Regions from separate parts of the Mus musculus genome. Here all the other regions are linked to region 1. The links are chromatin loops, found by intact Hi-C in ENCODE. Cell type or tissue: heart. All regions are shown on one strand. Each heading gives the region's core, and the rest is flanking DNA. Links, peaks and the distances in the headings are about the cores only.

Region 1 (6,962 bases), core at 796-5,795:
GGAGGGGTCAAGGAGAGTGGGCATGTGAGAGCTAGGGAGCTGATGCAAGAGATGCCAGGTAGATGCTCATCACTCGTAGGCACAGCCTGGCCTCCCTCCTCTGGGAAATGGCCCTGTACTAAGCTCATCCTGGACTTCCTGTAGGTGGTATGGAAGCAGAGTGGAGCAAGCCAATAGCAACCAGCTTGTGAACTGTCAATCAAATTCAGACAGATCAGTGTAAGCAAAGATGGGGAGGAAAATTTCCACCTCCAGCTTAGATCAAGGGACAAACAGCAACAAGAGACATTTGCTCTAAGTGAGGACAGCGCAGCTGCTGTCTGCTCCGGCTAAGGCTGAGAAGTTGTGCTAAGTCCTGCTCAGTCTCTGTGGCTATTTGGCTCATAGCGGTGCTGCTGCCTGGTGAAGTGCAAACCTGCAAGCCAGCTTTGACCCTTTTTGTCTGTCTCCCTCTCCTAGGCCCCCAGGGCCATGGAAAAACTCTCCTTGAGGGGAGCATTTTGAAGGCCTGACCTTTTAAGCCTTTTAGAAGCTCACCATGTGTCCATTCTATTGTTTCACAGTTCATTGATGTGCACACGCAACCTGGTTTAATCTTCAGTTTACAGATGGAGGAGACATGAAGGCTGGAATTCACGGGACAAATTGCAGGAAGCTTTGATTTGAGGGTTTCTGTGGTCAGGTTATGTCTTCCTGAAAAACCAGGGCTAGGGAACTGCAGAGGTAGAAAGTAGAAGGATAGAGGGAGAAGGACTGAGGGAGAGGGGGAGAGGGAGAGGGAAAACTAGATGTCATTTAAGAGATGAGCAGAGAGAGGGGGGGGGTTATTACCGGTAGCCTGTGTGGGTCGGCCCTGATTTGGGTTAGATAAATTTGAAGCATGGTCCGCACACAGGTTCCAGTGTGCAAGGTCGCCTCTCAGGTACTGCATATTTGACTCTGATATCCTGCACGGAGCTGGGGATCCCTTGCCACTTTGGGTTTATGCCCTGATATGACCAGCTGCAGCCCCTGTGCCTTGACTCTGAGTCATTGCCTGCAGAAGGCTAGTATTTGCAGCTCTTACAGGAGTCTAGAATGATCAGATCAATACACTGACACAGTCCTGGGCCAGCACTGGCAAAATCCGGCATCCGAATGCCTGGGGCGGGGCGGGGCGGGGCGGGGCAGGGCGGGGCGGGGCGCCGTAGCTGCTGTAGTTCATCGGCCTTTCGACTCTTCAGGGCTGATCAGTACTTTTGCAAAGTATGACTTTCGCAGAGATGTGAGAGGCGCCAGGGTCACTGCAACTCTGTGTCCTTTGGCGTCTCCTCCACCCTTTTCCGGCTTTCCCACTGGCCAAAGAGCGTGCTCCCAGGTCCCTTCCCCGCTACTTGGACTGCCTGGATGATTCTCAGTGGGAGAGAATGTGCCTAGACCTGCTGGGACTAGATGCCCCAGGGTGGGGTGGTACCCAAGGGGGGTTCCCCTTCTCTGGAGACAAGGTGTGGGGACAATGGGGGAGGGATTTGTAAGGGTGAGACTGGGAAGAGAGGCGGGAGGGGGCTGTAATTGGGATGTAAAGTAAATTTAAAAGAGGAAGAGGAGGAGGAGGAGGGGAAAGAGGAGGGGAGGAAGAGGGAGGAGGAGGGAGAGGGAGAGGGAGAGGGAGAGGGAGAGGGAGAGGGAGAGGGAGAGGGAGAGGGAGAGGGAGAGGAAGAAACATCATTACAAAGATGAAGTTACAAAAGTGAGCAAACCAACCAGCCCGGGTTCCAGCCTACAGATGGCTCCAAGCAGCAGGTCGGTCAGCGATGGAGCAAAGTCACAAAGACTTCAGGCTCACAACTATCACCAGTTGCAATGTGTGAAACTAACTACTTGGAAGCAACTTTCCCAACCTGTATTCTCCGAGCCTGACCCCTCTCTTTGCCCCGGGTTTGCCAAGGTATCTACAGTCTTCCCTAACGGTTCTGCACTGTGTGAGCCCAGCATTTCCACAAACAGGCGCTGGCCTCTCTGAAGCTGCATTAAAAGCAACCTGTCCCTTGAGCAGAGTTAGGGTCAAACTAGTGGCCCCTTGTGATCCATTGTCGTCCTGTTCCTCTTTCTCAGAAAGCCATACCTCTCAAGGAGAAGCATGTCTGGGAGCAATCGTGGCAGTGAAGCACAACACTGCAAATGGCCTAGCGCCCACCCCCAACAGCCCCATGGAGACTTCTGCCTCTGGATATGCTGGGCAAACCTTCCAGTCTAGGATGGTGCCTGATGGCTCTGCGGCCTGCACCTCAGGACACCCTCTTCCAGACTAGCTCCCTGCTGCACCACCTTTGGCTGGTAGCTGTCCTGGCTTTGCACAGTAGCGGGGGTGGGGGTGGGGGGTGGGGCAGCGATCACCGGCTTTAAGGGACACCGGCCTTAGAGCCCTGTTGCTGGACCCTGACCCGAGTCTATTTTATGCCGAAAGCACATGCCCTGATGAATTTTATCTAGGGTCCTTGAGGGTAAAATTAGGTCTTAAAGTCGGAGAAGTTGCAGTTCTCCGGACATTTACAGCGTCTCAGCACTGGCCGCCTTGCACGTTGTAAGCAAATTCAGTCACCTCACAGGGACTTTGAGACTAGAGAGGCATCTCCATCAAAGATTACACAGCCAGAGCTCACTGTATTTACCTCATCACCGCCTGTGAGATCAGCCTTATCGCCGGGTTTTAGGATTAGGAAAGGTCTTGGGAGATACCGGACTTGCTGTCACGCATTCAGTAACTCAAGACAGAGTCTCACACCCAACACCACTGTCTTCCGCTCAGACTCTGCCTCTTTCGAAGGTCGCCTCTGTGGAGCCTCCACATGGGGTGGCGCGCCATAAATGTTTGTGGGTCTAATTCCAGGAACTAGGCCCCCCGCCCCTGCGGTGTTTCTACAGTGGGGTGTGTCTAAAGCATGTTGGCTCGTTATTTCACTCATTCGTTCATTCACTCATTCGGCAGTTCTTGAATGCCTACTGTGTGTAGGCGCTGATGTAACCGCCAAAGCAGCCGCGGCGTGCGTTAGGGTCTCAAGTTCCCGGTCCACAGCTCATTCAGGATACGGGGAAACCGAGAAGGCTCCACTGTAAGGAAGTAGTTGGGACACATAGGAGCGGAAAAGCGGCTCCTCTAGAGTCGGAAGAAGCACCAGAAATGGATTCCGCAAAAGGGCTACTAGCAAGGAAGATGCAGACTCAGACTGCCGGGGTCAGCGGCAGGCAGAGTGGGATGGGGGCAAAGACAAGAAGAGGAAAATCGGATAGCAGAAAACCCGACCCCTCTAGAGATCCACAGTGCCAGTTTAGGGAAGTCAGTGCGCCGAGTCCCTAGTCCGGTGGATCCCACATCCACCTAAGACCCTTGGTGGCTGCCCACGTTTACTGGGGCGAGATGACCCAAGCCATGGGTGTGATCTGTTCACAACAGCATACTTGGCCGATCTAGGGATATTGATAGTGTCTCTCCTCCTCGAGTATCCTGGTGTAAGCTGTTTGAGTTCGGTTTTCCTTTGCGGGAGTTTTGGTGGAGTCTGGTCCCAGCGCGGAGGGCAGCCCAACAACGGAACAGGGGCTGGACCTGACTCCTGCGCCAAGCAGTGGTGACTTCGAGCCGTGGGCGCGCTCCTCCTGGCCCTGCAGCACCTGCACCGGAGCGGGATCGGGGCAGGCTCGGGAGGCGGAGGGGCGGACAGGGGCGGGCACCGGGGCAGGCTCGGCCCCTCCCTCCCCCTGCCGGCAGGTCGCAGCGGGGACGCCGCGGCGGGGCAGCCGGGAGGGGCCGCGCCGCCCCAGAGAGTCATTGGCGGACCCGGTGGCCCGAAGCTGATAAATAAGGGCCAAGCCCGAGGCTGCTGGCCAAGTTGGACGTCGCGACCTGAGCGAGGGCCAGGTCAGCGCCGGCCCCACGAGGCGAAGCCAAGTGACCCGCGTTCGGCCATGGCCTCGCTGCTGGGCGCCTATCCGTGGACCGAGGGACTGGAGTGTCCCGCCCTGGAAGCCGAGCTGTCGGATGGGCTGTCGCCGCCCGCCGTCCCCCGACCTTCAGGGGACAAGAGTTCGGAAAGCCGGATCCGGCGGCCCATGAATGCCTTCATGGTGTGGGCCAAGGATGAGAGGAAACGTCTGGCAGTGCAGAACCCGGACCTGCACAACGCGGAGCTCAGCAAGATGCTGGGTAAGTGCGCGGGGCACGAAGCTGTTGCGAGGATGGCGCGGGTGACAACGCTGTTCGGAAAGGTGGGGAGTGGGGGTGGGATTTGAACACAGACACCACCAGGGCCTGAGCGGGCCACGGTGAAACCGGTGAAACCAGTGAAACTTTAGGAACAGCACGGGGCTCCGGACTGGTCCCTACTCTGGGTCGCGGAGCTGAGACTCCGGTCTCAGGAGCAGGAGCGACCCGCGGCCTGTCCCGGGGACTGGAACTAGGGCTTAAGGACTCAGAGGGGCAGATACGTTTAGTCTGGGTGGAATCGGCGGAACCGGCGTTTGCTGGAAGACTGAGGAGACTCCACTCCTCACGTTGTAGACTGGGAAAATCAGAAAGAGATATTGTCACAGAGAAAAAGATAACGAACGTACGTCAGTTGAGGCCTCACTGAGAAACGTCTCTATTTTTAACTATTTAACAGAAAGAAAAAGAAAATCAGCAACAAAAGATGTCCACCCGAATAGGCTGGGTTCGCTCATCTATTTATCGAAGAAGTGTAAATAACTTGAAAAGAAATTTTGAGCAGCCAGAGAGGGTCTTTGAATCCCATCGCTTCTTGCTTATAGCTATGGTGCTGTCCGCAGATAATCCTGACTGGAACCAGACAGGCCAGAGAATTGGGGATGAAAATGCTAAAACGGTTCCAAGGAACCCGTTCTTGTTGGATTTTCTATTCTCTCCAGTACTCAGAGCAGGGGTGGGTGGGTTAATATATGCATTACACACACACACACACACACACACACACACACACACACACACACTTATACACACACGTATTAATTAAATGTGTTTGTGTTAGTGAGTGTATGCGTGCACACTCGTGCCACCATGAGTGTGTGGGGGGCAGTCAGAAGACATCTGGGAGGTGGGGAGTAAGTTCTTTCTTGCCATCATGTGGGTTCTAGGAATTAGACATTCACATCTTCAGGCTTCGTGGCAAAAAATGCCTTAACCCACTGAATTAGTCTCAAAGCCAAAAAACTTTCAACCTTACCTTACTTCAAATCTCTTTACCCTTCAACGTGGTTCTTATTTATTTTAACCAGTAAGATCCCTTCAAAATATTTTGTTTGCAGAGGGCACCAAGGCCTGCCAGGAGAGGCATACAGGCCACTGGACCCCACCCCGCTGGGATGGAAGCCCTTCCCTTTTCCGTAGGAGCCTGGGCTCTTTCCTCTTTCAGAGTCACAGATCGAGGGCTGGCTTTCTGCTGGTAATAGGCCTGAGCCTAGAGAGATGGCCCAGCTCTCTGGCTGTCTGGAGGCTCCAAAAAGCACTTGGTGAGAGTTGTGGGGTTCCAAACACCTCTTATCCAAATCTTTGGCCAACTCCACCCAGTGTGTATTGGTGATCATTGCCGTTGGGCCTCCTTCCTCCGAACAAAATAATAAGCCTGTACATTCCCCATTCTATTAGCATAACAAGAAATAGACTAATATCTACAACCATTTTTTTTATCTGAAAGCTTATATTGTTTTCTTTTTTAATGAATTTTATGAATCTCTCTGTGGTTCAGTCCCAGTTGGGGAGAGAATGTTTTTTATTTTTTACCAGGTTTCTGAGGAAGGCCCTGGTGGAGATAAAAGGGTGGGGAACCTGGAAAGGAATCCAGGCTGCCTTATTTGGGGGGTGAGGACAGGGACAGAGATGTGGGAGACAAACCTTCCTGTGGACTAACTCTGTCTGGAATACAACTGCAGGCTTTCTGAGTGTGCAGTTCATCTTGCAGAAAAGACTATCTTTCCTCCTTTAGCAGTACAGCTCAAAATGGTCAAGGGGAAAACAGCAGCTCTTTGCTGCTTGTTAGAGACCACACAGCGCCTGCTAGCAGGGGCAGCTGCAGCCCCCCTGTACTCCTCCTTCCTGAGAACTTTCTTCTCTTTCTGGCCCATGTGAGGGAAGGCACAGATGAGAGACTCCCAACATTTGCTACTGCAGGCTTCCCAAACGTCAACCTTAAAACCCAGGTAAAGGATTTTTAGCAATAGAAAGTGAACTATTTTAGTGTACCATGAATACGTTGAGGCGTGCCTACTACATGACAAATGAGAAAGTGTATCACAAATTAGACATTTGTTAGGATTTAAAGTGCAAACCGTGTTTTAGTAAGTCTAGAGCATCTGGGTACGTTTGGGGACCAGAGCCACATTTTATAGTCAGGCCACGGATAGAGCACTCGGTGTGTCTGGATTCTGGACATCTTGCAAAACTAGTGCCATCTCTACATCTGGTGCTGTGGACACTTTTCGAGACATACTTCTAAGTGACAACTAATTGCAACAATTGCAGATATTGGTAGCTTCTGCCTCTGAGCACTCAGTGTCCTATAATATCCTGACCCATGGAACCAGCCAGTGTGGGCAAGGGCAGAAACCAGGGCAGGGTGTACATACCCTGTGCTTAGCCACAAGTGTATTGTACCCAGTAGGGAGACATGCTCTCTTTCCTTACAGGGCTTATCCGGCCAGATGCCTCGTCCTCTTCACTAGAGGGTCTGAAACTTGAGGGTACATTAGAGTCATGGGAGAGCATGCTAAATTTGCAGATGCCTACCTCCGTTTTAGTCGGCAGCAGTTTAAATGGTCTGTAAGTGATCCTTGGAACTCTCTGGAGCAGGGCTGCGTTCCATTGAAAGATGGAAGTGGTGTACCAAGGTGGCTTGTGATTGCAAAGGGACAGACTGGTAGGGTATGGTGAATAGAAAACCAAGTACAAGCAGCATTTTAACACTGGTGGGGATACA
Region 2 (6,962 bases), core at 623-5,622, 69 kb after region 1:
GAGAAAACACAGGCCCAAGAAGGTGAGGCAACTTACACACATTCAGCGCTTTCTGGGTCTTGCTCAGGGCAAGTGGTCAAGAGAGAGCTTGTAGATAAATAGGGGGTGGGGGGGGGGGGGAAGAACAGGTTATCTGAGCCATCGCCCAGAGCTCCAGGTCTATCTGCCTCTTAGCTGAGATTAGTTAGGTTGGAGTCAGACCAATGCCCACAGCAGATTAGAACTGACTCCAACTGATGCCAACTGGTGCTACTTGGGATCCAGGTTGGCAACCTCCTGGATGGAGATGAAGCAAACAGAAAAAGGATCACCCCTTCCATATAGCTTTTACCCATCATGGTTGTGACATGACCAGGGATCTTCTGACTCTGTTATCTGCTGACTCCTGCTGGCGCTGCATCTGATGCCAAGTCTCTACTGCCCATGTTCTCAGGGTAACTGATGATTATTTCAATTTAATTCCAGACCCATAAGGAAGTTGCCTGCCTAGTGGAGAGAGGGCCTATGTCCTTCCCCATCCCCATAGGTACCCAACATTCTGATCCTCTGCTTCCTTGACCTCAACAGCACTGAGCCCAAGGGAAGGAAAGCAAAGGGGCAGGGAGGACTGAAGTCCCTGGTGTTGCTAAGAGCAAAGGTTTTCATTTCTCAAATCATGGCACCTGCAGCCCTGGGAATCAAGGAACCTCGCTTCCCTTGAGAAGTTCCTTGACCTTTCTGATGGTGTCCAGAATTTGGCATCCAAGCATGGTATTTTGGCCAGGTATGTTGGCTCATGCCTGTACTCCCAGCACCTGAAAGACAAGAGGATTAAGAGTTTGAAGCCAACCTGGAGTACATAGTGAGACTGGATCTCAAAGCCAAAACAAACAAAAAAAGGGCCACAGCAGTAGGAGGCATTAGGTATTGGTCTACAACCATGGGGTTGCAATGGTGAGCTGTTCAGAGCATTTATAAAACCAGAAAGTTTAGAAGCAGGGTACTCAGTGGGTGACTGGGAGAACAAGATAACATAGTTGGGTGAAGAAGACCAGAAATCAGCCTGGAGTGCCATGATTACGATTGGTATCAGGGTGCCCCTTAAGGCTTTATGTGCTAAAGTATAATCCCCCCCCCCCCCCGCTAAGGCATTAAGAGAGTAAAAACATCATTTGGCTGTGGTATATAAAGAAGGGACTTTGGGAGATGACTAGAAGGTAACCATACCAGGTAGAATCTACACGAACGAATCCTGGTGGCTTCATACCAAGAGGGGAAGAGACCAGGGGGACACACAGGCTCCCTGCTTCTCACTGTGTGTTGGAAACTTGGTCCCCAGTGAGATGACATTAATAGGTGGTAGGATACTTAATAGGCATGGCCTTGTCTAATTAAGTCACTGGAAGTATTGTCATTGGAACTGGTAAATGTACTTCTCATGGGATCTCTTGAGTTTCCTCAAGAGTACACTGTTATAAAAGAGTAAGGCTAGTCCTCTGTGAAAGCCTCTGGCTTCCACTCTCTTTCTCTTGAGCTCCCACCATGGTGCCAGTCCATCTGCTAGGAAAGGATGCAGCCAAGCATCAAAAGGCCCTCTCCTAAGGCTGGACTAATGGGGACAATTGATCTTGAACGTAAAGACTCCAAAATCATTGAGTTAAATAGACATTTTTTTTGTAAGTGTTCTGCTTTAGATATTTTGTTATAGCAACACAAACCATTGGGGGTTATTAAATGTCTATTTACTCCTATGCCCTTTGAGCTAGGGACATAAATTCTTTTGACCATCTCTAGCTCGTTTGCCCTCTTACTTCTGATAACAGTTAAACAATAGGAAGCACCAGGAGGGGATCAGAAAGAAAGGAGAGAGAGTCTTTGCTGCCCCATTTCAAGCTCAGCCACAGCCCTTGGCCTTGACTGCATTTGTCTCCTCAAGTTCCTTGGATTCTTTAACTCTGGGGTACCTGACCCAATGGTGCCATTTCCTCTCCTGCTAGACAACTATGCAGCCAAAGCTTCCCACTGGCAGTGTCTCCTAAGCACATCCCTATAGGACACAGATTGAACTCAGAGCATTGAGCACTCTGCCTGTGTCTCTTCCCTAAACAATCTTCAGATAGTTAACCTTTGATGCTGACTCTCCCTGTCAGGGTGAACTCTGAAGCTTTGGGGCACTCAACACTGAACTACCTTGCAGTAACCACCCCAGACCCAGCCCAAGAAGTGGCCAGGAGAAAGTGATCTGACTGATGGGCCTCTCACTTTCACAGACCTCAAATATTGTCAGAGTCATCTGGGCTCCTCACATTCACCCTAGGGGTTGGGCATCAGGTCAATTACAGACTGAAAACCTCAGGAACCCGGTACCCAATGACCATTTATCCTTCCGCTCATGCATTCACTCAACAGACATTTCCCAACCACCAGCAATGTGCTACACTGCACTATGTGCTGGGGACTCTTGAATCCCTCCTGACCTGGTAGGACAAATAAACCAGATATGCCCACAGCTATACAGGATGGACTGGCTGGGGGATGAGAGAGGCAGAAACAAGTCACTGTGGGAATCAGGAAGACACGGACATAGAGGTGGGACTGAGTGAGTTTTTTGCCTTGTATGTTATGTGGAAGTAGCTATATAAATCCATTAACTGTGCTGAATAGCTACTGACTAGTGTCTAACTAGAGGAGAATCAGTAACTGTCAGTGCACTGGCATGTGAGAGGTGCCTCCTACTGTACATTATCCCCTGGGAAACATTATGCCATCATCCTCATACTAGGGTAGGGTACAGCCTTGAAGGTTGGGCAATTGCCTAGCAAATGTCAGGTACAGAGACTATTTCTCCAGCCTCTTCTGTATCCATATAGGACAGAAAACTGCTTCCATATAGTTCCAGGTAAGAAGAGGCTGAAGAATAATGTTCTAATGTTCTAGATGAGATATCTCTATCCCCAATAAAGTGTCATATAGTGTTACCCACTTTAAGCTGACCCTAAGCAGGAATTGTGAATATTTCCCAGTGTCTGCTGCCCATGGAGGCTACAGGTTGCTTCGGGTCACTCAGTAGACGGACGATGGGACTCCGAAGACTTGACTCTCCCAGGCCTCGCCCTGGTCTCCTCCTGGGCTCTGCCCCACCTCTGTCTCTTTCCTTCCTCACCGGGACTTGGCCTCTAGTGGCCTCAAGGGCGACCTCGACCACGGTGAGAAGCATGATGACAAAATGACAAAAACATTCTTGAGGAAATGAGGCTCTCTGCTCGGAGGCCACAGCGGTGTCAGAGTCACTCACTCTGCTGCCATGGAACCGTTCCAAGTGCTCCGGGCTGGTCCCCCTTCCTGTTTGGACTTCAAATTATTGTCCCCAGGGTGCAGAAGCTTTTGGGGTCCATGGTCCTTGGTTTTTACACACCAGGATGGCTGCCCACACTGTGCAGAAGCAGGCTAGGGAAGAAGCCATGTTACCATCCGAGAGCTGCCTCTGGCCTAGCCTCTGCCACTTAAGACCAGGGCACAGGGGAAAACATGGCACTTTGCCAGGCCACTGGTTTCTTCTGTTTGAGGGGGTTTCCCAGCCTCCTGGCCTCATAGGAACAGGAGAACAGGCTGAAATAACATGCCTAAGTATGCACAGACCCACACCTGGGTCTTGTTCCCAGCCCCATTTTGCAACACCACACTTTGCTCCAAAATTGTCATGGTGCCCAGCTGTGGTTGGCTGCTTCTAGACAGCCCACCTCCCCCAGATCCTGCTATCACCACTGTCACATCAAACAAGCTCCTTTCAGTGAGGTGACTGCCAGCCTCAACTTTACCCTGATGCATAAATGCATACCTTCCAAAGCTCTGACAGGGGGCTGGCCCTCCTTTTAGAGCTTCAGATGTCCCTAGAGCGAATGTCATGATGGGGTAACATGTGATTGCTGCCCAGCTATGCCCAGTGGATGACCCCAGTGAGTTCCAGCTCTGTTTGAAAAGTACAGACTGAAAGCTTGTAGCATCCCAGTGCTTGGGCCTTACCCCAAACACAAAAGCCCAGTGTTTGCAGGTAGAGTCTAGCAGTCCACAGCTGCAACAGCCTTAGGGGCCTCCCTCATCAGCTGCATTGCGTCTCCCTCCAGAATCTTCCTGAGCCTGGGGTTCTTGAATTTCCCCTGCATAATAGCTGCAGCTACCTCCTAGTTGGTAACTAATGGCTTCTGCTACAGGCCTTACAGTCATGGTTCTTTTGCCCTGGTTGTTTTGATTGTTTTTGTCTAGTGTATATATGATTAGTTGTGTGTGTGTGTGTATATACATGCATGTGTGAATGTATGCTATGGCACATATGTGGAGGTCAGAGGACAACTTAAAAGAGTCAGCTCTCTGTATAATGTGAGGTCCCGGGATCAAACTCAGGTTATCAGGGTTAGGTGCACGACCCGCTGAGCCATTTCACTGGCCCATCTTGATTTTTGAGACAGGCTCTTTTATGAGTACCAAGGACTTAGCAAATTGGTATGCTGGCTGCCCACCAAGCCTCAGGAATTCTCCAGTTTCCTTGAGATAACGTGCCACCATACGTGACTTAGTACAGGTTCCGGAGATCAAACTCATGTCCTTATGATTGCATGGCAAAAACCTTGGCTGAGCCATCTTGCCCAGCCTCAGCTCACTCTCTTATGAAAGCTGTATTTGTATTTTCTGCATGACAGATACATATTCAACTCAATGATTTGGGACACATGACCAAGCCCTGTGGTACCATGACCCCAGTCAAGGGAACAGACATATTAGTGCTTCTCAGAACCTCCTGGGCTTCTTTCATAGCAGATGGTTGAGTGTTTTATAGTAGTAAGAATGCTGAACAGGAGACTCAGCTCTGCCAATAGGTCCTTCTCCACCCAGGTGCCTGCTGACCATAGTCCCTGAGACATGACGGCCATGAGATCTCTAATCCCTGTCACTTTCTGTAAAAGGCCCGTATCAGTCTGGGCATGCTGACTTTTGCTGTCTTGTTCCATATTTTCTCTTGTGGGTAGTGTGTGTCTGACTTTTCAGACCTCCTTGTGTGTTGTTTGCCTGAGGTGGCTGTCTCCTCCCTACTGGCTTTCCCTGCCCTGTAGGTTTCTGAGAGTGACTGGGAGATGCTATAGCCTAGAACATCACCTAGAGATGATTCTCTGTCCTGGGATTGTTCTCTGGCCATTTCTTCCTATCCTGTAGGCTAGAGAGGTTTCAACACCAGGTCCATAGCCTGTTTCTGGACTTCTGCGTGTGCTAAGTCATAGGTGGGGTGGGGTCTCTGTTGTTGATTCCTGGCACAGCTGCCCAGGCTCAACAAAGCTTCAATGTTCAATACTCTTTTCCTGAGGCTTTTTTTTGGGGGGGGGGTTGAGACAGGGTTTCTCAGTATAGCCCTGGCTGTCCTGGAACTCACTTTGTTGACCAGGCTGGCCTCGAACTCAGAAATCCGCCTGCCTCTGCCTCCCGAGTGCTGGGATTAAAGGCGTGAGCCACCACGCCTGGCTTTTCCTGAGTTTTGATGACTGCTCCAAAGTCCTGTCAAGCTCTGTGTGTGCACACTAGAGTGTTCATGTATGTGTGTGTGTGCGTTCATTACACACTTCTGTGTGCATGTAGTGTCTTTGTGAGCCTGTGTATGTCTGTGGAGACTAATGGACAACCTCAAGAGCCTGTCTTCATTTCTCACTCATCTGTCTTTGGTTTTTGAGATGGTATCTCTCACTTGCCTGGAACTCACCAAGTAGACTAGGTTGGTCAGCAAGCCCCCTGTCTCTCGCGACTCTACCTCTCCAGAGCTTGGATTATAAGTGAACACCATTATATGTTTTATGCACTATGCCAGGCTGCTCCCCACTTCTCTCTTCTTTTGCACAGGTTCTGGGAATTGCATAGGTTCATGCTTACAAGGCAAGTACTTACCTACACCGTCTTCCTGTTGCCCTGGCTGTTACTAATGCTCAGTCCTGCCCCTTACCTCAGGGCTAACTGCCTGTCCCTAAATCCACCCATTCCATCCTCCCTAACTTCCCCCTATTCTTTACTATTAATGTTTACATCTTGATGCCCTTGTAACTATTCACTGGCCCCATAGGTCTGTGCACATCTCGACCTTCCATGGCTCCCTCAGCCCTGGCAGCCACAAGATATCTTCTATCGCTGTTCACACACACAGTGGGCCACAGTCAGGTGCCATCTCTACTCTCCATGCTTTCTCTGCTGGTTGCACCCGCTCTCTCAGCCCTCCCCACTGTATGGATCCCTCCCCCTCTCTCAGCCCTCCCCACTGTATGGATCCCTCCCCCTCTCTCAGCCCTCCCCACTGTATGGATCCCTCCCCCTCTCTCAGCCCTCCCCACTGTATGGATCCCTTGGCATTACTTACTCCACTCACATTTGTCAGGCACCTCGGTATGCCAAGTTCAGGGCACACACACACACACACACACACACACACACACACACACAGAGTCTAGCTTCCTGCCTTTGAAGAGCCCAGGCCAGACTATGCATCTCACTGTCTTTTAAACCCCCTAAGTAGATGCCAGGCCTGTGGCCGGCTTCCCCTACAGATAAGCTGTCTAGAGAATATTGGCAAGTCTGGCGGGGTGGAGGGCAGGAAGATGTTCCGACACTGGTCTTTGTTTTGCTTTTCGGCAGTTTCCAGGGATTCTCCTTCCTGTGCCAGTATCAGGCCTTTTCCTGTCCAAGGCATCTTTTCCTTGGTTGTCCTAGATGTGATCTTCCCTTCTCAACAGTTGGGAACCTCTTCCTAGTAACTGCAGATGAAATCATATACCATCGGGTCACCCTGAGCTTTCTCTAGTGTTCCCTCTGCTCTCTGCTCCCCTCTTCCTAATTTGGACCCTGGATCTTTGGAGGGATCTGTAGGATGAGAGGTCCAGAATGCTGGACTTATCTGCAGTATGTATAGGAAAGAAAGGGCGTTCTGTGTTTTTACAGCTTCCCACATCCTT
Region 3 (6,962 bases), core at 792-5,791, 51 kb before region 1:
CAAGTTTTTGGGGGAACATAATTAGCCTGCGAATATAAGCAGCTACATTTCCCCCTTTGTCCAGTTAAAAAGGCCTTTTCTCTCAGGTATACATTGAAAATAATTATAACAATTATGTAAACTGTAAAGTATGATAAACACTAATAATGTCTAGCCTATCAATTTTGTCAACTTAGACACAGTACTCTATCATCTATCCTAACTTAAAGAGTTTGAAATTCTATACCTGAATTATGTTTTGATTTTAACTTGCATTAACAATCTGAAAACCATCCTTTCAAATTTAGAACATCTTCTTTAATGCTAAACAACTTAAGTTCAATAATGAGACTTAACTAATTTTCAAACCTGTCAGAAATCTGAGAAGGAATTAAATATTACCTGAAAATGTAGGAAGCACAAAAAAATATACAAATTGCTCTGGGCTCTGCTTCACCTGGGGAGCCTAAGGCCTATGTAGATGTAAAGATTCACCATTACCTTTAGCTGGTCAGCCAGAGCCTAGGTCTTGATCAGTTGCTTCTGATAGAGGCAAGGTGAGTTGCAGTTTGTGCTTAGCAAACCCTCAGTGTACCTTCTGATTTCCTTGCTTCCTGTCTGCACTATTTTCCTCTGCAGGGTGAGCCATGATTGCTTCATGATGCTAGGAAGAAGTCACTGTTGCTGCTGCTGTGGCTGTTGTTGTTGAGACAGGGTCTCCCTATGCAGTTCATGCCAGCTTTGAGCTCATAATGTACCCTAAACGGTCCTCAAACTTGAAATCTCCCCGCTTCCCCTTCCCAAGTGCTAGATTTTAAGTGTACACCTCTGCCTATCCTTCTTAAGGGTTTTTAATTCTAGGATTCCATTTCTCAGGAAGTGTTTTCATAAATGTCTTATCTCAATCGTCCTAAGCAAAGACAATAATAAATCTAGGGCAGAAACTTTTCTTAGGACCCTATACAATGCAGTTGCCTTACTAAATTTAACCTTGGCCAGATCTGTGGACCCTGCACTGAGTAGTACAGGCCCTGCACCAGGGTCCATTGTCTTGGCTGTGGGAAGGCTGGGATGAGAGTGGTTCCCTTTGCTTTTGAGGCTAGCATAGCACTAAAATTCCTACTTGTTCCCAGCCAGATCACGTACATGAACACCATTCTGTTTTAGTTAGCTGTGGCCAAAAAAGCCCAGTTTACTAAGTAAATGGTTCAGTAGAAGAACCATGGAACAGTGCTCCCTGGCATTGGGTGACACCCTGTGGTGGCTTTGGATCACACTGGCACTCTTCAGCTGCACAGGTTTGTTTCTATGTCATGCAGTCTACAGTCATCAAACCCTAGAAATAGCACCGGATCTGTATTTCAGGCTTTTACTAGGTTACAGTCCTGCATAAGATCTCACTTTGTGGAACTGACAGCAGAGGTAGAAGGATGTTAATTAAGCAAATCAAAACAAGGTAAATGAGACTTACAGTCCAGAAATAACAAACAGAAATGAGACCATGTAGTAAGTAGCGAGAGCAGGTCTGTCATCATTTCACAGACCTGCACCGAAGTCCTCTGCACTTCTAGTCATGACTTTCCACAGGAATTCAACCTGTCTGAGCTTCACTGGTCAGCCAGAACTACAGTCCCAGCATTGGCTACTGAGTTCCTCATGCAAACATGGGTAGAAAGTCACACTAACCAGAAAAACTTACTGGCCCAATAATGTCCTATGGCCCATGTTCCCATCTGTCTTGGAAAATAGTGCCTTCGCTTGGCCTCCTGCTAAGTGACTCTTACCAAAAGGCTGTGTGCTGTGACTGTAGATAGCAGGCCTCTGTGTTGAGTCACATGCACGGGTCACACTTTTGTCTGATAAACCACAGTTGAGAGAGACAGGTAGGATGACAGCTGTAAAGTTCTCTCCCTTGGATATGGCCACCTGGTTCTGCCTTCTCTGGAGGCCTTTTCCTGGTCTCATGTCTATCAAAGCCAAGTGGGTGTTGAGGGAACTGCATGGGAGTCTCTTAATGGCAGAATAAGCTGCGTTGTGGAGCCATGGCAGGAAATGGAGGCGACAGTCTTCACCTGCCTGGCTGCTCTCAGGCCTGTGAGAAACTCTGCGCTCTAAAGCCTGTACCCTAAAGCCCAGCACTGACACACTGATGCACACACCCTTCACTGCTGTCAGCTTTACTGCTCATGAGTATGGGATTTCAAACTACTAGCATAAAACTGCAGGCTTACAGTAAAACATTTAACTTAGTGACTTGCCTTGCCATTTTTGTGACTATTTCTTCTAAGTATAACAAAATAGATTTTTTTAATGGCAACATTAAGAAACTTTTCTCTAACTACCATGCGTATTGAAATAGTTTAAATAAGCTATCTGCAGCTTATCGGTTTTTAAGAAATTAGAGAGGTCATCATTCCTAATTCCTTTCTGTAAAAGTAGGTTTAGGTACACACTCAGGTTTTTAAAGTTTATGTGATGGAGGGTTGTTTTAGTTAGAACTTTACTGCTGTGAACAGACACAATGATAAAAGCAACTCTTATAAGGACAACATTTAATAGGGGCTGGCTTACAGGTTCAGAGGTTCAGTCCATTATCATCAGGGCAAGAACATGGCAGCATCCAAGCAGGCATGGTGTAGGAGGAGCTGAGAGTTCTAGATCTTCATCTGAAGGCTGCTAGCATAATACTGGCTTCCAGGTAGCTAGGACTAGGGTATAAAAGCCCACACCCACAACGACACACCTGCCCTAACAAGGCCACACCTCCAGTATATTCAAACTATTACAAAGGTCTGTCTGTCTTTCTTTCTTCCTCTCTCTCTCTCTCTCTCTCTTTCTCTTTCTTTCTTTCTTTCTTTCTTTCTTTCTTTCTTTCTTTCTTTCTTTCTTTCTTTCTTTCTTTAGATTTATTTATTATATGAGTGCACTGTAGCTGTCTTTGGACACACCAGAAGAGGTATCGGATCCCATTATAGATGGTTGTGAGCCACCATGTTGTTCCTGGGAATTGAACTCAGAACCTTTGGAAGAGCAGTTGGTAAGTGCTCTTAACCGCTGAGCCATCTCTCCAGTGGTCTGTTTCTTACAAATAGCAGAAAATGATATGTAAACAGAATACATTTCTGAGCATCATTGATCATAACCACTACGTAAGACGTAACATGTTCTTCCCCCTAGAGGATGGCTCTTTGACCTTGTGAGTGATGGCTGTGTTTCCTACAGACCATTCTTCCTTGTGCAGTGTAGGGTGTCTTTTGGAAAGCTGGCACCAGGTGGAGCTCCTGAGTAGTAGCGTTCACTGTCTCCAGTTCATGGCTAAAGACACTTAAATACTCAGTCTCTGCCTTAAGTAGATAGGTTGACATTTTTAACCAATTTCTAGAAAACTGCTGTATGATTGCAGAGGCACAAATTCAAAATAATTCCTTTTCCTCCACTTAAAATAAAAGATGGTTTCCCCTTTTGAGAGTTGCAAAAGCAACAGGTGACTGAAAGGAGATCAGCTAGGTCCAGTTTGTTACCAGTGTGCTGCCCCACACACCCATCCGTGGTGCAGCTTCAGAATTATCTGCTGGACTATTTGCTCTCAAGAGTCCTAGCTACTAGCTGGGCTGATTAAGGGAATGTAACTATGTTTTTTCTTCATTAATAATTTCCATTGTAGAGCTAGAGATGTAGCCTAGCAACCACCCATGGGGTAGAGGCAAGAGGACCACGCTGTAGAAGAGCACGTATTTGCGGGTAGAGGAAGGTTGGAACTAGATCGGCTTCAGTTGAAGCTGTGGCCAGTGCCTCATATTAGTTCTTCATCCCACCCAACTCCCAAGTGTCCCGTGGGTTATAGATATTTGGAAGCATGCGGTCAATTAACAAAGCTATATTGTAGCCTTCTTAGAGCTTTTTCTGTGTTAATGAACACAGCCCTCCTCCTAAACGTCACTTAGTTATCGTATGTAGAACTTATTTATTTATTTATTTATTTATTTATTTAGGCTCCTCGGATTAAATTGTGGAAAGATGTTCTGCATGACTAAGAGAAGAAACCACTGGTCAAGAAAAAGAAGTGAAGGCAGAGCAACTTTGCCAGATTAAGATTGTCTGGAGTAAGCTGATTGTTTTCATAGTGTTTCCCATGTCCTGCGTGGTCCAGTCATCCCCATAGCTGAGGAGACTATACTGAGACACCAGTGCATTTTAGAAACCTTGGATACTACTCAGCCCTGTGAGATGTATACTATGTCCTTACTCTATGAACTGTAGCATTGCCAAATAGTACTGGAGATAGCCTGTCCCAGGTTCCATGCCCTGGAGTAACTTTTGCAACCCTCTGTCTATACTTAGGAGTCATTATTAAGTAAAATTAGGGTTCTTTAAACACAAGAGCTGTGACACTAGGCAGTTGATCAGATAACAGAAATTATTATCAATGACTAACAGGTGAGCAGCATATATACCATGAACACACTGAACAAAAAGACAATTTGTGTTCCAGTCAAGATTATGTCAGATGTTATCACACTTATTAGAACTGTGAAGTTTAAATTGTATTTTTCTGCAATTTTGCACTTAGTATTTTTAGACTGTGGTTAAGCTTGGAAACCGTTGTAGAGAATCTGGGAAGTTTTAGAGGTAAACAAACAGAATGGCAGTCTGGAAAGCATGCCTAGTGAGCTGGGTAATCCATATAATTGAGAATTGTTGTCATGGTTTTTGTGTGTCTGTCCTCCAGAAGACAGGCTGATGCCAAGAGGATATGGGGTAAGGGTAGAAATGCAAGGCCATCAGTCAGCACAGTGCCCATGTCAGAGTTTTGCACATTAATCTCTACCCTGGTTAAAATTCCTTTGTACTCCACATGGCCTAGGGGGACCTCTGCCTTCAGTCCTTGACTCTGACTTCATGGTAAAGCTCTTCTTCCTAGACTGCCCATTGTTCAGGTTTTACCCAGCATGCCCAGCAGATGAGTCATTCCTGTGCATCACTGTGTGCTTCTGTAACCAGTTTTAGCTCCATCCCTTCTTCATCACATCCCCATGTGATCTTACTGGTGCGCTAACACTCCAGCTTTGCCACCACAGGACTCGCAGCATCCCTGGCTACCTCCCTGTATTAAAACACCTGACGGACGCTTCTGTGACTGAAAGAGTTCAGCGTAAGCCTCCTTTAGGCACTTAAAGCAATTGTTCTGTTTTTGCTTTTCTGTACAAATCCTTTGTTCAGATGAATGGGGTGGAAGCTTAGATACCATGAGGGTCATGTGGTGTTCATGAGTGAGAGCATGTTTGTGATTGTTGGTTCGTAGTGGCTGTCATATTTGGAACTCTCTAGCATAGACCTGTATGTTAAAAGTGAGACCACTTTGATTTTTAACACTGACCAACTTCAGTGACACTGTGTTTTGAAAGTCTTGGAGATTCATTTTGTTTTCCTATAATCAGTGAGTAAGTCATGAAGTTCTGGGGTAAATGCTTAGTTTTTCCATAAAGTGACATTAATTGCTGGAGATTTTGGTTGATAGCTTCCAAAGGGTGCTTTTGCTTCTTTGAATGTTGGGGTGGGACCTGAGCCAAGCCTTTGTAGCTAAGCAAGAGAAATTTCTATGCACTTACTTGTCTGAGATAGAGGTTCGATAACCTTTAGCCCTGGATATTTAAGAAACATCGACAACAACCAAGTCTCCTATGTAGTCCTGGCCAGCCTGGAACTCCCAGCTTTCCTTTGCCTCCTGAGTACACCACCAGGCCTGGCTTGAGGTGTGGATTTTTGTTTGTTTGTTTGTTTGTTTTGTTTTTTTCTCTTGTAGATCCAATAGACATTTTTTAATATTGAAATTTCACCTAGCCAAAATGACTTTTTATAGCAAATTAATCTTAAGAGTTTTTTAATAATTTATTTTGTTTTGTCTTTTTAAAAAATATTTATTTATTTAATTTATGAGTGCTCTGCTGTGTATATATCTACAGACCAAAAGAGGGCATCAGATCTCCTTATAGATAGTTGTGAGCCATCATATGGTTGCTGGGAATTGAACTCAGGGCCTCTAGAAGAGCAGCCAATGCTCTTAACTGCTGAGCCATCTCACTAGCCCAATAATCTTAGAGTTTTACATTTAGAAAGTCAACACATGAGCTAGAGAGATGGCTCAGTGGTTAAGAGCACTGGCTGCTCTTCCAGAGGTCCTGAGTTCAATTCCCAGCAGGTATGTGGTGGCTCACAACCATCTGTAATGGGATAATGCCCTCCTCTGGCATGCAGGTGTAAATGCAAATAGAGCATTCATATGTCTAAAATAAACAAGTAAATCTTAGAAAGAAGGAAGAAGGAAAAGGAAGCCAACACACTCTTGAATTTTATTTTCCTGATTTAACAGGCATCAGTCTTCCCAGTGAGTTATCTGGAGACATGTTCCATGTTTATTTCCCTTCTTTGTCACCATCCCTCCTCAACTGTGTTGAAGTCCTCAGTGCGGCTTGGACAGGAAGCCTCTCAGTCAACACAGTAGACGACGCTCTCTATTGTTGGGAAGAAGTCAGAGCACCTTTTATGTGGTGTCCTAGAAACTGAGCACCATCTTCACAAAGTTTCTGCACTAAGACTGGAGCTTGTAATGCCAAGTCTAATGCGAAAGCACCGTGCTACTAATTTAAAGTTATACCAACTAAAGAAGTTAGTCATATGTTCTGATTGTTTTTGCCCCAAGTCCATATAGAGCCGTGCTAACTTCGTGAATAGTACCGCTCTTCTTTGTAGGTTAGAGGAGCTATTTGTATGGATAGTTACAGGCTCTACATTTTCATTTTATTACATTTGTTTGTTTGTTTGTGGTGAGGGTACATGTGCCGTGGTGTGATGTAGAGCTCAGAGGACAACTTGGAGGAGTTGGTTTTCTCCTCTCATCATGCCCTGGGGATTGTACTTAGGTCCTCAGATTTAGTAGCAAGTGCGCTTAGCCACAGAACATCTATTTACAATTAAAATTTAAA

What was found. Hi-C counts contacts between places; a loop is a spot of excess contacts. Peaks named below come from ENCODE experiments on the same cell type or tissue, not always from the same donor. Only the 100,000 strongest peaks of a DNase experiment are listed, where the experiment ranks them.
Region 2: a loop joins it to region 1, with 5 times the contacts of the local background. A loop is called at or near these places in 6 of 42 quality-filtered maps.
Region 3: a loop joins it to region 1, with 3 times the contacts of the local background. A loop is called at or near these places in 7 of 42 quality-filtered maps.

What each region holds. Positions count from the first base shown.
Region 1 is chr14:63,939,814-63,946,775 of GRCm38, forward strand. It overlaps Sox7 (SRY (sex determining region Y)-box 7), which reads left to right and starts at 3,893. Exons shown (of 2, transcript NM_011446.1): 1 at 3,893-4,180. The coding sequence starts at 3,943. In heart, for the core only: a CTCF peak has its summit at 3,752 (motif pointing left); DNase peaks (open chromatin) are centred at 1,328, 2,818, 3,798 and 5,378; H3K4me3 peaks cover 4,576 bases; H3K27ac peaks cover 2,144 bases; H3K27me3 peaks cover 4,804 bases.
Region 2 is chr14:64,008,651-64,015,612 of GRCm38, forward strand. All of the region lies in intron 1 of Rp1l1 (retinitis pigmentosa 1 homolog like 1), which reads left to right. Among named protein-coding and RNA genes, the nearest start is that of Rp1l1, 20 kb to the left of the region's middle. In heart, for the core only: no CTCF peak of the experiment used is centred there; a DNase peak (open chromatin) is centred at 3,191.
Region 3 is chr14:63,888,752-63,895,713 of GRCm38, forward strand. All of the region lies in intron 6 of Pinx1 (PIN2/TERF1 interacting, telomerase inhibitor 1), which reads left to right. Among named protein-coding and RNA genes, the nearest start is that of Pinx1, 32 kb to the left of the region's middle. In heart, for the core only: a CTCF peak has its summit at 1,971; a DNase peak (open chromatin) is centred at 3,250.